2 separate regions of the Homo sapiens genome follow, and region 2 is linked to region 1. The links are chromatin loops, found by intact Hi-C in ENCODE. Cell type or tissue: Calu3. All regions are shown on one strand. Links, peaks and the distances in the headings refer to the core of each region. The heading gives the core; the rest is flanking DNA.

Region 1 (7,762 bases), core at 1,269-6,268:
CTTGCTGATGGGAGTATAATTTGGTAAGATTTTGGAAATGATTCGGCAAGATTTGCTATGGTTAAACAAAAAAACAAACTACATATATATTTTATATATTTACACGCATATATGTACACAACATTCATATATGTGCACTGGATAGCCCAGCAATTCTACTGCTACATATTTATCCAAGAGAAATGAATGCTTACATTCACAAAAAGACATGTAGGGAAATACCCATAGTAACCTAATTCATAATTGCCCCAATTTGAAAATGACCCAATCATCTATTTGAAAATTGCCCCAATTTGAAAATGACCCAAAGCAGCAGAATGGATAAATGTGTGTTACATTAATACAATTGAATATGGGAAAACAATGAAAAAAAGTGCTACTATGGCTGGGTGCCATGGCTCATGTCTGTAATCCCAACACTTTGGGAGGCTGAGGTGGGCACATAGCTTGAGCCCAGGAGTTCAAGACCAGCCTGGGCAACATGGTGAAACCTCATCTCTACAAAAAATACAAAAATTAGCCAGGTATGGTGGCACACTCCTGTAGTTCCAGCTACTTGGGAGGCTGAGATGGGAGGATTGCTTGAGCCCAGGAGACAGGTTGCAGTGAGCCAAGATCCCACCACTGCACTCCAGCCTGGGCAGCAGAGCAAGACCCTGCAACCATATGAATGAGTCTCTCAGACATCCCGTTGAGCCAAAGAAGGCAGACATGAAGTATGTACCATATAATCCCACTTACATTGTTTGTTTAAAATCAAGCAAAACTAATCTGCGGTGGTAATAGATGTTAGAATAGGGGTTTGTTTGGGAGGATTACTAGGGGGACAATGGGCTTGAGGCACCTTCTGGGGTACACGAAACGTTCCCTATGTTGATTTGGGTGTTGCTGGTAAGATTGTAAAAAATGCGTTGAGCTGTATACCTAAGATTGTTGCACTTTACTGGATGTCAATTATCTCGATAAAAAGGAAATGAATGATAACCATATATAGACAGTTGGAAAATTACCTGTTGATGCCAGTGCTTTATCAAGAGGATCAAATCCTTTAGTTTTCCAGGACGGTTGTCAAAAAACTTCTGCTGGAGTTCAGTGAAGCAGACTGCAAACTCACCAGGACTGGCATTTGTCTTATCCAAGGATCTTTTGAGCTCTCGATAGATCCAGGGGCTGGGATTATCATTTAAGCCTGATGTGAAACAGAAATTGGAACGTTGTTATTTATGTAACCTGGTTTTAGAGAGCCAGGGTTGCTCTACAATGAAGGTCAGTTATAGTTTGATAGCACACGACTCTTGCTTAATCGGTCAGAGGACAGGTACCTTTACATAAAACATAGTAGGGAAGGGTGACTTGGCCCATTAGATAATAAAGTGTAGTCTAAACTGACTGTAATGAAAACAGTATGGTGTTAACCCAAGACAAGATCAGCAGAACCTAATGGAGGGACAAGAGATGGAATTATAAACGAGAAAGGGAATTATCCAAATTAGTAGGGAGCAAGTGGGTTCTTTAAAAAATTGTTTGTGTTGGCATAGTTAGCATACATCTGGAAGAAAGGAAAGTTTATATTTTACATGCAATATATTCTGTCATTGAGTCCATCCTGTGAATATTTTACTTCAGAATGTCAGGGTACAGGGACTTTGAGGAGGCAGGCAAGGTGGCAGCAGGGCCCTGGAGGTCTGGGGACAGGGGCTGGTTTAATCAATGGGTTTCCATTCTTGCTAGCTGAGTTCCACTGTTTATAAACACATTTATTTAGCCAGGCACGGTGGCTCATGCCTGTAATCCCAGCACTTTGGGAGTCTGAGGCAGGCGGATCACCTGAGGCCAGGAGTTTGAGACCAGCCTGGCCAACATGATGAAACCCCGTCTGTACTAAAAATACAAAAATTAGCTGGGCGTGGTGGCAGGTGCCTGTAATCCCAGCTACTCAGGAGGCTAAGGCATGCGAACTCCTTGACCCCGAGAGGTGGATGTTGCACTGGGCCATAATTGCACCACTGCACTCCAGCCTGGGTGACAGAGTGAGACTTTGTCTCAAAATAAAAATAAAAATAAAATAAACACATTTATTGATTGATTACTGTTACTGAAACACCAGGGGTTCAGTCTAGGTCCTGCTGCTCACCACATAGAAAGCCAATGGCGGAAACAAGTGTTGCCAAGAAGAAGGCTTTAATCAGGTGCTGCAGCTGAGGAGATGGGAGATCAGTCTCAAATCCTTCTCCCTGACAGACTAAAGTTAGGGTTCTATATAGCAGGGAAGAAATGTAACTATGTGTGGGAAAACGGGAATTAGGGAGGGGTAAGGAGGTAATCATGAGGAATAAGGGATTTGACATCCCATTGTCTGGATGCAGTGACTGGTGAGTTTCAGTTCTTTGATACTTTTTGAGAGGTCTGAGGTTCCTTTTCTGAGGAAGGAACTTAGATAAAACAAATGTAAGTTTCAAGCTTTAAGATCAGAAGGGTCAATTTCTATGTTCATTAAAAAACAAAACAACCCTCCCCCCCCCACAAAAAAACAACCAAACAAATAGAAACAAAAACAAACAAAAAATGGTCTATAGGACTACTGAGTTTGTTTCATCATTATTCTTACTTTTAGAGACAGAGTCTTCTCTGTCGCTCAGGCTGGACTGCAATGGCACAATCATAGCTCACTGTACCCTCAAATATATTTCAAGGCTCAAGTGATCCTCCTGCCTCAGCCTTCTGAGTACCTGGGACCACAGGCGTGTGCCACCATGTTTGGCTTTTTTTTTGGAGAAAAAAAAAAGCCTGTTGCCCAGGCTGGTCTTGAACTCCTGGCCTCAAGTGATCCTCCCACCTTGGCCTTCCAAAGTGTTGGAATTACAGACGTGAGCCAGCTCCCTGGCCCATAAACACATTTAGATAAGAAACCAGGAGAAAGCAGCTAGCTTGTTCCTTTCATACACCCCAGTGGATATTTACTGACTCCCTAGGCATGGTTCTGGGCACTTGGCATGCAGGGAGGTTGACGGAAAGAGCATTCTATCTTCCCCCATAATGATAATAAATAGCTAACGTTTATGGTGTGTTTACTCTAAGCCTTTTATGTACAGTGAAACATACAAGCCTCACAAAACTCTTAGCTGGCAAGTGCAATTGCAATTACTAATTTACAGATGAGGATAATGGAAATACCAGCCAGTCAAGTAAATAGGTACTTCTTGCTTTGGGTCAAAGGCCCTAGGGGGAGAGTTGTAGTGGCACACAGTGGTGGAAAGAGATGCAGAATTGGAGACAGCCAGCCTGGACCTGGTGTAAAAATAGGCCAGATTAGTTAGGCTAATATTTAGTTTAAAAAACAAAACAAAACGAAAAGCAAGTTACCAATTCCCCTGTAGGTTGCTTTTCTCAGAAAGTGACCCTGTGTTTCCTTGCAGAAAAAGGAGCTTATAATAATTTGGAATGTGCAGCTTTACCACCATCTAGTGGCAGCTTCTGGGTAGCACATGTGGGGAAGAGTTTATTTCTCATTCTCACACCATCCTTGCATGATGGGGTGAACCCAGTAGAGGGCGCTCTGGCCAGGTCTCCCAGCATGGCACTTGGAACAGGAAGAGAGGACTTTCCTATGAGAATTATGATGCACCTGTCTCCCTCCTTGACTCCAGCCCTTGTTTGAAGCAGGCCCCCACCCCCAACCCTGAGCATCCTAATGGCCCTGGAATCTAGTTTCTAGTCTGACTGTACAGCTGGCAGGCATAAGTGAGTAGTAGGACCAGGATAAGAACTCAGAACTGCCAACCTCCCAAACTGGTACATGTTTCCCCAAGCCAGGCCACCTTTCTGTGAATGTGAGTTATCAGGATGTCTGTATGTCTCCTCCTTATCAGTGATGCCTGGGCTAATTGTTCTTCATGGTTCCTGGTAACCCAGAAATTCCTTAAAACTATAGGTGATGGAAGGTACTCTGGCCATGGGCTTAGAAGACCTGGGCTTTTCTGTTTCCCCATTTGTTTAATGATGGCTTAAGTTTCAGCTTGGGAATTTTCCCTTCCCCTCCCCTCTCTTCCCCTCCCCTCCCCTTTTCTTTTCTTTCTTTCTTTTTTTTTTTTCTTTTGACAAGATCTTGCTCCGTTGTCCAGGCTGGAGTATAGTGGTGTAATAATAGCTCACTGCAACCTTGAACTCCTGTGCTCAAGTGATCCTCCTGCCTCAGTCTCCCCAGTAGTTAGGAATACAGCTGCATGCCACCACATCTAATTTTTAATTCTTTTGTAGAGATGGGGTTTCACTATGTTGCCCAGGCTGGTCTTAAACTCCTGGCCTCAAGTAATCCTCTTGCCTCAGCCTCCCAAAGCGCTGGGATTATAGGCAAGAACCACTGTGCCCAGCCTGGAATTATTTAAGTTTGTGATTATATGTGCACCTGTACTTGAGACTTTGTGCTTGAGACTATCCATCTATCTACCTCATCCATAAATATATACATATATTTAATATCTATCTATCCATCCATCCATCTACATTCATTTTTCCATCCATTTACCTTCCATCCATTTATCCATCATGCTCCATCCATCCATCCAACCAACAACTATTATTAATAATGAACATTGTACTAGAGACCATAGAAGAACAAGATACTCATGATACCTGTCCTCATGGAGCTTATAGTCTAGGAGAGGAGAAAGCTAAATACATTATTTCCATATAAGTTGTGAAAGGAAAATAAATCTTGGGGCCCCAAAATCACTCGGTTAAAGGGAAAAGTCAAGCTGGGAACTTCTCAGGACAAACCTGCCTCCCATTCTATTCAAAGTCATCCCTCTGCTGAGATAAATGTGTATTTGATTGCCTCCTTTGGAAGAGGTTAATCAGAAACTCAGAGGAATGCAACCATTGGTCTCTTATCTACCTATGATCTGGAAGCCCTCTCCCCACTTTGAATTGTCCCACTTTGCTTCGAGTTGTCCCGCCTTTCCGGAGTGAACCATTGTTCACCTTACATATGTTGATTGATGTCTCAGGTCTCCCTAAAACGTACAAAAGCAAACTGTGCTCTGAGCGCCTTGGGCACATGTCATCAGGACTTCCTGAGGCTGTGTTACGGGTGCGCATCCTCAACCTTGGCAAAATAAACTTTCTAAACTAACTGAGACCTGTCTCAGATAGTTGGGGTTTGCAAAGTGATAAATCCCATGATTCAGACAGCACAAATTGCTACTGGAGCATGTGGAAAGTGGATCTAACCCAGACATAGAGAGCCAGAGGACTTAAAGGATGAGTTGGAGTTATCCAAAAATAAAAGGCTGGGGGAAGTATATTCCAGGCAAAGGAACAGTATAGGCCAAAGTCTCAAGTTGAGCTAGCATCATGTGGGTTTGAGGAGCTCAGGGAAGGCCAGAGTGGCTGAAGCATAGAGAGTTAGTTGGTGGTGAGTGGTACAGCTGGAGAGGTAAGTAAGTAGGGGCTGCCAGATCATCAAAGTCCTGTCCTGCTGAGGAGTTTGATCCTTATCCTTGTAAACCAAAAATAAAATTCTAAGCCTTCCCAACCTACTGAATGAACCCCTCTCTTGGCCAAGGGGAACCCCCAAAGAAACCTGAAAAACTAGCTCAGGTCATGATGGGAAGGGGGAGCTCAGACACCTCATTATACCCTCCTCCCTTTGGAATTCAGGCACAATCGACAAACACTAACATTAAAATAGAGACCCCAAGACTGACAGAACAGACTCTTTGTAGCAGTATGACACCAAATTCCAGCCTAACTCTGGCATCACCTGACAGATAACAGGCCCTAAAGGAAATCAAAAGTATTTTACCCCAAAATATATTTCTTTGACATATATTGGAATGGCCCTGCAAAGCTGTGTCCTGTGGAAAAATTCACATTCTGTGGAGAATCCCCTTCCCCTTCCAGATCTTTTCCTGATTCAGGAGAGATTTTAACTAATCGTCTGACATCTTTAAGGTCTGATAAGGGACATTTACCACCTATTCTCCTTGAAGCCTGCTACCTGGAGGCTTCATCTACATAATAAGAACCTTGTCTTCCACAACTCCCCTTTTCTTAAGCTGAACTCCTTCAACTAACTGCTAATCAGGAAATCTTTATAACCATCTATGACCTGGAAGACCCTGCTTTGAGACATTTTGCCTTTCCAGGCTGAATCAATGCACATCTTATGTGTACTGATTTACGTTTCTGCCTGTAAATTCTGTCCCCCTAAAATGTATACAAATCAAGCTGTAACCTAATCACCTGGGGCACACGTTCTCAGGAACTACTGAGATTGTGTCACAGGTCATGGTCCTCATATTTGGCTCAGAAAAAACCTCTTAAAATATTTTACAGAGTTTGGCCTTTTTGGTCAACTTCCTAAATGCAGTGAAAAGCCATTAGAGGCAGAGTGTGTGACACAATATTTGTGCATGGAAAGAGAGCACCAGCTGCAGGGTGGAGTGAGACAGGAGGCAGGGAGACAATTAGGAAGCCATTGCCCCATCCCTGGTGGTGACGTTGACTAGGGAAGTAGCAGTGGGAAGGGAGAGAAATGATGCAGATTTAGGAGCAAGTTAGGCAGAACTGGCAGGACTTAGTGATGGGCTGTGAGTGAGGAGGTGGGGGAGCTGGAGATACAATCCTGGCTTAGGTATATAAACCAAAAACAAAATTCTAAGCACCCCCAGTCATCTGAATGGACCTCTCCTCTCAGCAAAGGCATTCCAAAGTTGACCTGAAAAACCAGTTCAGGCCATGATGGGAAGGAGGAGCTGGACATGCCTCATGATACCTCCCTCTCTTTTGGAATTAGTGATAGAACAGGCTCTTGTCTGATAAGAAACATTTACAATCTATTCTCTCTGAAGTCTGCTACCTGGAGTTTTCAGCTGCATGATAAAACTTTGGTCTCCACAACCCTTTATCATCATAACCCAGACATTCCCTTCTATTGATGATAACTCTTTCCATCAATTGCCAATCAGAAAATCTTTAAATCTACCAATGACCTGGAAGCCCCCACTTTGAGTTGTCCTGCCTTTCCAAACCAAACCAATGTACATCTTACCTGCATTGATTGATGTCTCATGTCTCCCTAAAATGTATTGTATTAGTCTGTTCTCATGCTGTTAATAAAGACATACCTGAGACTGAGTAGTTTATAAAGGAAAGAGGTTTGATTGACTCACAGTTCCACATGGTTGGGGAGGCCTCACAATCATGGTGGAAGAGCAAGGGACATGTTACATGGTGGGAGGCCAGAGAGAGCTTGTGCAGGGGAACTCCCCTTTATGACACCATCAGATCTCGTGAGATTTATTCATTATCATGAGAACAGCATGGGAAATACCTGCCTCCATGATTCAATTACCTCCCACTGGGTCCCTCCCATGACATGTGGAAATTGTGGGAGCTACAATTCAAGATGAGATTTGGTGGGGACACAGCCAAACCATACCACGTATACAACCAAGCTGTACCCTGAGCACTTTGGGTACATGTCATCAGAACTTCCTGAGGCTGTGTCATGGGTACATCCTTCACCTTGGCAAATATACTTTCTAAATAGATTGAGACCTGTCTCAGATACTTTTGGTTTACAGGTGATAGCGTTGCTGGAAAAGAGGGTCCTGATTCAGATCCCAAGAGAGGGTTCTTGGATCTCATGCAGGAAAGAATTCAAGGCAGGTACAGAGTATGGTGAAAGAAGCAAATTTATTAGAAACGACTTTGTTACAGGGTAGGGCATCCTCAGAAAGGAGAAGGAGGAATGCGCCAT
Region 2 (7,762 bases), core at 1,728-6,727, 160 kb before region 1:
CTGGGTCCACAGACGCAGCGCCTCCACCTCCCGACGGCCCGCCTGGTGCCTCTCCTCCGCCGCCCTCCGCAGCGCGCGATTGCGCCGGGCCTCGGAGTCCTGGGGAGTACGGTGGGGAGAAGACGACCTTCAGGACTCAGGAGCTGGCGGGGAGTTCGGCACCTCCATCCTGCCCTGACATTCGCTCGCAAAACCAGGGGCGGCCAGCAGGCCTGGCTCGGAAGCTGGCTCTTCACCCAACTCCCCCGCCCGCTTTTTTTTTTTTTAATCGGTTGCTTCAGGCAGTGCGTGTGTGTTTCCCGCCGTTTCCTTTTGCATGACGAAAACCACTTCTTTTATTTTTGTTACCTGCCGGGCCCCTATAGGAGTGTGGGCTGCTACCCATAGGCCCCGCCTCCCCCCCAGGAGGCTCCACCTACCTGCAAAAACTTGTCAAAGCGGATGAACGATCCCTTTAGCTCCCGCTCCTTTTGTTCCAGCTGTTCCCAACGCTGTTTCAGGGCTGCCGTCTTGGTGCGGAACACCTGGGGGTGAGGAGTGGGTTGTCTGTGTGGGTTCGGGGGTCCGGGTCCTCCCATGCTGTCAGGTTCACACCTAACCCCTTCCACCTGTTGTCCCTGATCTGTGGCTGCTCCCTGCTCAACCCATCCGGGGCTCCCATCACCCAGGGATGAAGCCCAAACACCCTCCTCCAGCCCTCGAATGCCAGTGTCCCTGCCCTTCCTTCAGGCCTCATCTTACCCTCTGCCCTCCCATATTCTGTCTTCCAGCCACTCAACCACCTGTGTTTGGTTCTTGCCTTCCAACCAGTCTTTGTGTATGGTTTTCCTCTGCCTGTTTTTCCTTCCTCATCTGTTTCACCTTTGCTGGATAAGCCGACTTGCCCTTCAGCAATCCCCAAGACATCACTTCCTCCAGGAAGCCCTCCTTGACCACCCCCATGGGGAGGTAGGGACTTCTGGGCTTCCACAGCCCCTGCCCAGTGCTTCTTCCCTGTAGCAGTCACCACCTGAACACTTATCTGTTTTCCTCTCTAGACTGTGAGCCCCACAAGGCCAGGGACTATCGTAAGACCTCCAGGGCTTAATGCAGTGCCCAGCACATGCTCAATGCACACAAATTTATTTGCACCAACAACTGGTCTCATTTGATCCCCATTTGACGATGAGGAAATCAAGGCTTGGAGTGGTGAAATGACTTGTCTCAGACCTTGTCACTAATAAATTGGCTCCATCACTTCCCATCCACCAGCTCACCACCTCGTTACAGTAGTGGGGGCTCACCTCCTTCTGGGCCTGCAGGGCCTGGTCTGCATCTACCAGCTCTTGCCTCTTCTCCAGGAGACGCAGTACTGGTGGGACATGATCCTCAGCCTGCTCTGGCAGCTTTCTGAAGAGGCTCAAGTAGGAGGTGGGGGTGAAGGAAGCATGTTTCAGGGCCCCACATCTCACCACTGTGTCTGGAGTGCCCCATTAGCCACCTGCTGGCTGTTTAATTTTTTTTTTTTTTTTTTGAGACTTGTTTTTGGGTCTTGCTTTGTCACCCAGGCTGGAGTGCAGTGGTCTAATCATCATAGCTCACTCCTGGGCTTAAGCGATCCTCCCATCTTGTCTCTTGAGTAGCTGGGACTGCAGGCATGTGCCACCACACCCGGCTAATTTTTATTTTTTTATTTTTGTAAAGATGAGGTCTTGTTTTATTGCCCAGGCTGGTCTTGAACTCGTGGACTCAAGCAATCCTCCTGCCTCAGCCTCCCAAAGTGTTGGGATTACAGGCATAAGCCACCACATCTGGTTGAATTATTATTATTATTATATAGTTTTTGAGATGGAGTCTTGCTCTGTCATTCAGGTTGGAGTGCAGTGGCACGATCTTGGCTCACTGCAACCTCCCGCCTTCCAGGTTCAAGCAGTTCTCCTGCCTCAGCCTCCCAAGTAGCTGGGATTACAGGTGCACGCCACCATGCCCAGCTAATTTCTGTATTTTTAGTAGAGACAGGGTTTCACCATGTTGGCTAGGCTGGTCTCGAAATCCTGACCTCATGTGATCTACCCACCTTGGCATCCCAAAGTGCCGGGATTACAGGTGTGAGCCACCGCACCTGGTTGAATTCTTTATTCATTGAACAAATTGTCCTGAGCACCTACTCTGGGCCAGGCACCCTTGTAGGCACTGGGGGTGCAGCTGTAAACAGGACAGACAAAAATCCCTGTTCCCTCGTGAACTTGCATTGTTCTGGGAGCCACAGAAAATCAAGCTAATAAATAATAATAATAATAATAATAAAGAATGCCAGGACATGGTAGGCACTGAGATGAAAAATTAAGTGGACTAAAGGAATCTTTCAACACAGAGGAGGTGGCATCTGAGCAGAGACCTGGAGGAGAAGAGGGAGCAAGCCACGTGGACATCTCCAGGGAACAGATTCTAGGACCCTGGTGTGGCTAGGGTGGCTGCAGAGGAGGGAGGGAGGAGGAAAAAGATGGGAATTGGGAGCAGGGAGGAGCTGAGAATCCAACTGCGGTGGGCCATGGTGAGTGGAGACTTTGGCCTTGACTCTAAGTGAAGTGGGAGCGGAGGGAGTGTTTTGGGCAGAGGAGGGGCCCTTCTGGCTGCTTTGAGGAGCAAGGACAGTGGGCAGCTGCGGGAGACCAGTGGTGGGGCCACGGGATATTCCAGAGATAGTGTGGTTCTGAGCAGGGCAGCAGTGGCAGGAGGTGAGAGCAGAACTGATGGAGTGGGGAGGGGAGTGAGAAAGGGGTCAGAGGTGACCCCAGGAGCCGGAAGGATGAGGCTGCAGGAGAGCAGGTCAGGTGGGGGAGACCAGCTCCCTACTACGGCCAAGCCCGAGATGCCTGAGACCTCTGCAGGGAGAGGCCCAGGAGGCAGTGGGGTTCTGGAGTCCAGCGCCCCGGGAGAAAGGGAGAGCAGAAAGAATGACTAATGTGTAATCAGCAAGGCTTTCCCAGCCGTGGTCCAGAAGAAAACCCCCCTCCCCATTTTACAGATGCTGATACTGAGGTTGGGACTTGAGGCCATGCTGCTGAACATGAAGGAGACACAGAACAAGCTTCCTCTGTTCCTCCTGAAAATGCAGTTTTGGGGGTGGATTGGGGAGCAGGATTTCATAGAATAATTCCTTCCCAGCTTGGTTTGAATGATTTAATCTCAGCCGGATGTCAGCTAGGGGTGGGGGATCAGGAACGATCCCTGAGACCATGGTGATGCCTCGGTTTCTCTCTGATCCTCAGTTTCCTCCTCTGTGAAGTGGGGACAATAACCCCCACTATGATCTGCCCAAAGCCAGGACCCAGGAGGTGAGGAAGAAAGGATGGGCCAGCCCACGCATTCCCGCCCTCCTTCTAGCCCTCCCTCCCTCTACGTCCCACTCACGTAGACAGTTTCTCTTGCAAAGCCAGTCGGAAATATTCCTCCCAGGGCACCGCCATCCTTCTGGCAGTTGCCCCAGCTTTCTTTCCACCAGCTGGAGTTTTGCACAAGCTTAGGAGACCCTGGGGGTTCTGTGGAGCGTGGTGTGGAAGCCTGCTCAGCTCGGCCCAGAAGGCAGCCACCAGCAGGCTCTGGTTGCCTGGCAACCGACCACACAACATTCCATCGCCTAGCTGCCGCCTGGAGGGAGAGGGAGGGGCCTGCGAGGAAAGGAGCACCTCTGCCCCTCCTGGAGAGGCCTGTAACACCCCATCAAATCGGTGGTGCAATGGAGAGGATGGGGCTCCCTTGGCCAAGAAATTGCCTCTCTTAGTGCCCCACGTTTGGCCAAGCTTCTTCCTGGCTGGGTGGGATAGCCTCACTATCTGGGCCACGCTTGTGTGTACTCAGTTAATGGCTCGAAAGAATAATTACTGGGCGCGCACTGCTAGCCAGGCCCTGGGTGGAGTCATTCACTCCCAGCCCTTTGAGGCGCCACTCCCTGTCCTGGTGATGGGGCTCCTCTGGCTATTTCTCAGGGAGCCCCCAGCCTGGTTAGGGAAAGGGAGACCATCAGGACCTCCTAGTGGAGACCAGCTTAGAAGGGATGGTCTGGACTTGGGGGATGGGGTGATGGGAGAAGCTGAGAGTTCGGGCATTTATTTATTTGACATGGAGTTTCGCTCTGTCACCCAGGCTGGAGTGCAGAGGCTCGATCTCGGCTCACTGCAACCTCTGCCTCCCAGGTTCAAGCGATTCTCGTGCCTCAGCCTCCCGAGTAGCTGGGATTACAGGTGAACTCCACCAGGCCTGGCTAATTTTTGTATTTTTATTAGAGATGGGCTTTCACCATGTTGGTCAGGCTGGTCTTGAAATCCTGACCTCAAGTGAGCCACCTGCCTTGGCCTCCCAAAGTGCTGGGATTACAGGCGTGAGCCACCACACCTGGCCAATAGTTTGGGCTTTACTGTGGGTTAGATGCTATGCTCAGCACTCTATAGTATCTAAATTAATCCCTAAGACAGCCCTGTGGGGGGTGGATGGTACTAGGGAAAAGTACCAAGAGTAATATAAAAAGTACCCTTGGGTTCTTCAATTCAAAGCAACAAACACTAGCATCTTGTCCTCCCTGCTTCCGGTCATTTTATTTTCCATTTTAAATAATTTATTTTCCATTCAAAGAAATGTATTTTCTTAATGTAGAGCAATGCTGTTTCAAAAACCTATAGTTCCTTGTAATCCTACATTGCTTAAAAAACTCCTAAGGATTTCGTTAGAGCATGTTTTAAAAAACAGAACTAGGGCCGGGTGCGGTGGCTGATGCCTGTAATCTCAGCACTCTGGGAGGCCAAGGTGGGAGGCTTGTTTGAGCCCAGGAGTTCCAGCCCAGCCTGTGTAACACAGAGAGACCCCATCTCTACAAAAAATAATAAGATTAGCTGGGGATAGTGGCATGTGTCTATAGTTCCAGCTACTCGGGAAGCTGAGGCAGGAGGATCACTTGAGCCCAGGAGGTTGAGGTTGCAGTGAGCTATGATCACTCCACTGCACTCCAGCGTGGGCAACAGAGCAAGACCCTGTCTCAATCAATCAATCAATCAATATCTAAGAAATTAAAAAGAACTAAAATAATGTACATTTTACCTTTGAGCATTTTTAAAAATTAAATTGGACATGCTGTCTTTCTGCACAAATTGATGTGAAGTTACAATAAGATATGATCTCATTTTTTCATTCTTTTTTTTTTGAGATGGAGTCTTGCTCTGTGACCTAGGCTGGAGTGCAGTGGCACGATCTCCTCTCACTGCAACCTCTGCCTCCTGGGTTCAAGCGAGTCTCCTGCCTCAGCCTCTGGAGTAGCTGAGATTGAAGGCGCGCGCCACCGCATCTGGCTAGTTTTTTGTATTTTTAGTAGAGATGGGTTTTTGCCATGTTGGCCAGGCTGGTCATGAACTCCTGACTTCAGGCGATCTGCCCGCCTCAGCCTCCCAAAGTCCTGGGATTACAGGCGTGAGCCACCTTGCCTGGCTTCATTTTTTTCTTAATTTTTTAAAAGATAAAGGTATCTTTTACAAAAAGTAAAAGTCACTTTTTCCATATACCATTCTATGGATTTTGGCAAATGCATAAAGTCATGTAATCACCACCACAATCAACATACAAAACATTTCCATCACCCCAAAAAGCCCTTGTGCCCCTTTATAATCAACCCTTCCCTCCACACCAGCCTCTGGCAACTTCTACATATTCTTTGTCCTTCGAGTTTTACCTTTTGCAGGATATCATACATGAAATCACGGTATACACTTTGTAGCCCTTTGAGTCTGTCTTCTTTCACTTAGTAATATTCATTTGAGATTCATTCATATTGATATGTGTATCAGTAGCTCATTCTTTTTCATTGCCGGGTACATTATATTATGAATACTATAGTTTGTTGATTCATTCCCCAGATGAAAGACAGGTGAGTTGCTTCCAGTTCTGGGCACTTGCAAATACAGGCTGTATTCATGTGCAGGTTTTTGTGCAAACATAAGTTTTCATTTCACTTGTGTAAATATGTCAGAGTGGTATTGCTGTGTCGTATGGTAAGTGTATGTTTAACTGTATAAAAAACTGCAAGCTGTTATTCAAGGTGGCTGTACTATTTTTATATTCACACTAGCAATGTACAAGAGTTCTAGTTGCTCCATTAGGAGAGTTCTAGTTGCTCCATATCCTCACCAGCAGTTGGTATTGTCAGTTTTTTAAAAAGTCATTTTATGGCCGGGTGTGGTGGCTCATGCCTGTATTCCCAGCACTTTGGGAGGCTGAAGCAGGTGGATCACCTGAGGTCACCAAGACCAGCCTGAGCAACATGGTGAAACCCAGTTTCTACTAAAAATACAAAAATCAGCTGGGCATGGGGGCATGTGCCTGTAATCCCAGCTACTCAGGAGGCTGAGGCAGGAGAATCGCTTGAACCTGGGAGGCAGAGGTTGCAGTGAGCTGAGATTGCACCACTGCACTCCAGCCTGGGTGATAAGAGTGAGACTCTGTCTCAAAAAAAAAAAAAGGTCATTTTAATAGTTGTATTGTAGTATAGATTATGGTTTAATTTTTTTTTTTTTTTTTTGAGACAAGGTCTGGCTCTACCACAAGGCTGGAATGCAGTGGCATGATCTTGGCTCACTGCAACCTCTACCTCCCAGACTCAAGCCATCCTCCCACCTCAGCCTCCCAAGAAACTGGGACCTCAGTCAGGTGCCACCACACCCAGCTAATTTTTGTATTTTTTGTAGGTGGGGTTTCACCATGTTGTCCAGGCTGGTCTTGAACTTGTGTGCTCAAGCTATCCGCCTGCCTCTGCCTCCCAAACTGCTGAGATTATAGGCGTTAGCCACCACACCCGGCCTAGATTACATTTTAATTTTTGAGATAACTGTAGATTTACATGCAGTTTAAGGACCAATACAGAGAGATCCCATATCCCTTCCACCCAGTTTTCTCCAGTGGTAACATCTTGCGTAACTATAGTACAATATCACAATCAGAAAGTTGGCATTGATACAACCCACTGAACTCACTCAGATTTCACCATTCTAACATGCATTCATGGGTATGTGTGTGTGTGTGTATATTTAGTTCTATGCAGCCTTGCCTCAGGTATATTTATGTGACAACCACTATAGTCAAAATACAGAACAGTTCATCACAAGGTTCACTTAGAGGCATACTGGTCTCCTGCTTCTCCCCTCCCTAAGCCCTGACAACCATTCCTCTGTTCTTCATCTGTATAATTTTGACATGTCAAGGATGTTAGAGAAATGGAATTGGCCAGCCACGGTGGCCACGCCTGTAATTCCAACACTTTGAGAGGCCGAGGCAGGAGGATCGTTTGACTCCAGGAGTTTGACACTAGCCTGGGCAACATGATGCAATCCTGTCTCTACAAAAAAATACAAAAGTTATCCAGGCGTGGTGGCGCATGCCTGTAGTCTCAGCTACTCGGTAGGTTGAAGTGGGAGGATCACTTGATCCTGGGAGACAGAGTCTGCAGTGAGCCATGATCCCGCCAGTGCACTCTAGCCTGTGTGACAGAGCAAGACCCTGTCTCAAAAGGAAGGAGGGGGAGGGGGGAGCAGGGGTGGGGGAAGGGAGGGGAGGGGAGAGAAAGGGAATCTTTCAGTATGTAACCTTCTGAGATTGGCTTTTTTCACTACGCGTAATTCTCTTGAGATCCATCCTGGTTGTTGTATGTATCGATAGTTTGTTCCTTTGGATTGCTGAGCAGCATGCCATGGTATGGGTGTACCACAGTTTGTTTAACCATTCAGGCTGAAGGACATTTGGG

The links. A loop is a pair of places that touch in the nucleus more often than their neighbours do. Peaks named below come from ENCODE experiments on the same cell type or tissue, not always from the same donor. Only the 100,000 strongest peaks of a DNase experiment are listed, where the experiment ranks them.
Region 2: it touches region 1 in a loop (4-fold over the local background); 16 of 110 quality-filtered maps call a loop at or near these places.

Annotation. Positions count from the first base shown.
Region 1 is chr12:112,988,723-112,996,484 of GRCh38, reverse strand. It overlaps OAS2 (2'-5'-oligoadenylate synthetase 2), which reads right to left. Exons shown (of 10, transcript NM_002535.3): 3 at 1,011-1,189. Among named protein-coding and RNA genes, the nearest start is that of OAS2, 14 kb to the right of the region's middle. In Calu3, for the core only: a CTCF peak has its summit at 3,516 (motif pointing right); a DNase peak (open chromatin) is centred at 3,504.
Region 2 is chr12:113,145,545-113,153,306 of GRCh38, reverse strand. CFAP73 (cilia and flagella associated protein 73) reads right to left here and starts at 3,583. Exons shown (of 8, transcript NM_001144872.3): 1 at 3,394-3,583; 2 at 1,284-1,389; 3 at 420-524; 4 at 1-99. The coding sequence starts at 3,449. In Calu3, for the core only: a CTCF peak has its summit at 3,733; a DNase peak (open chromatin) is centred at 3,626.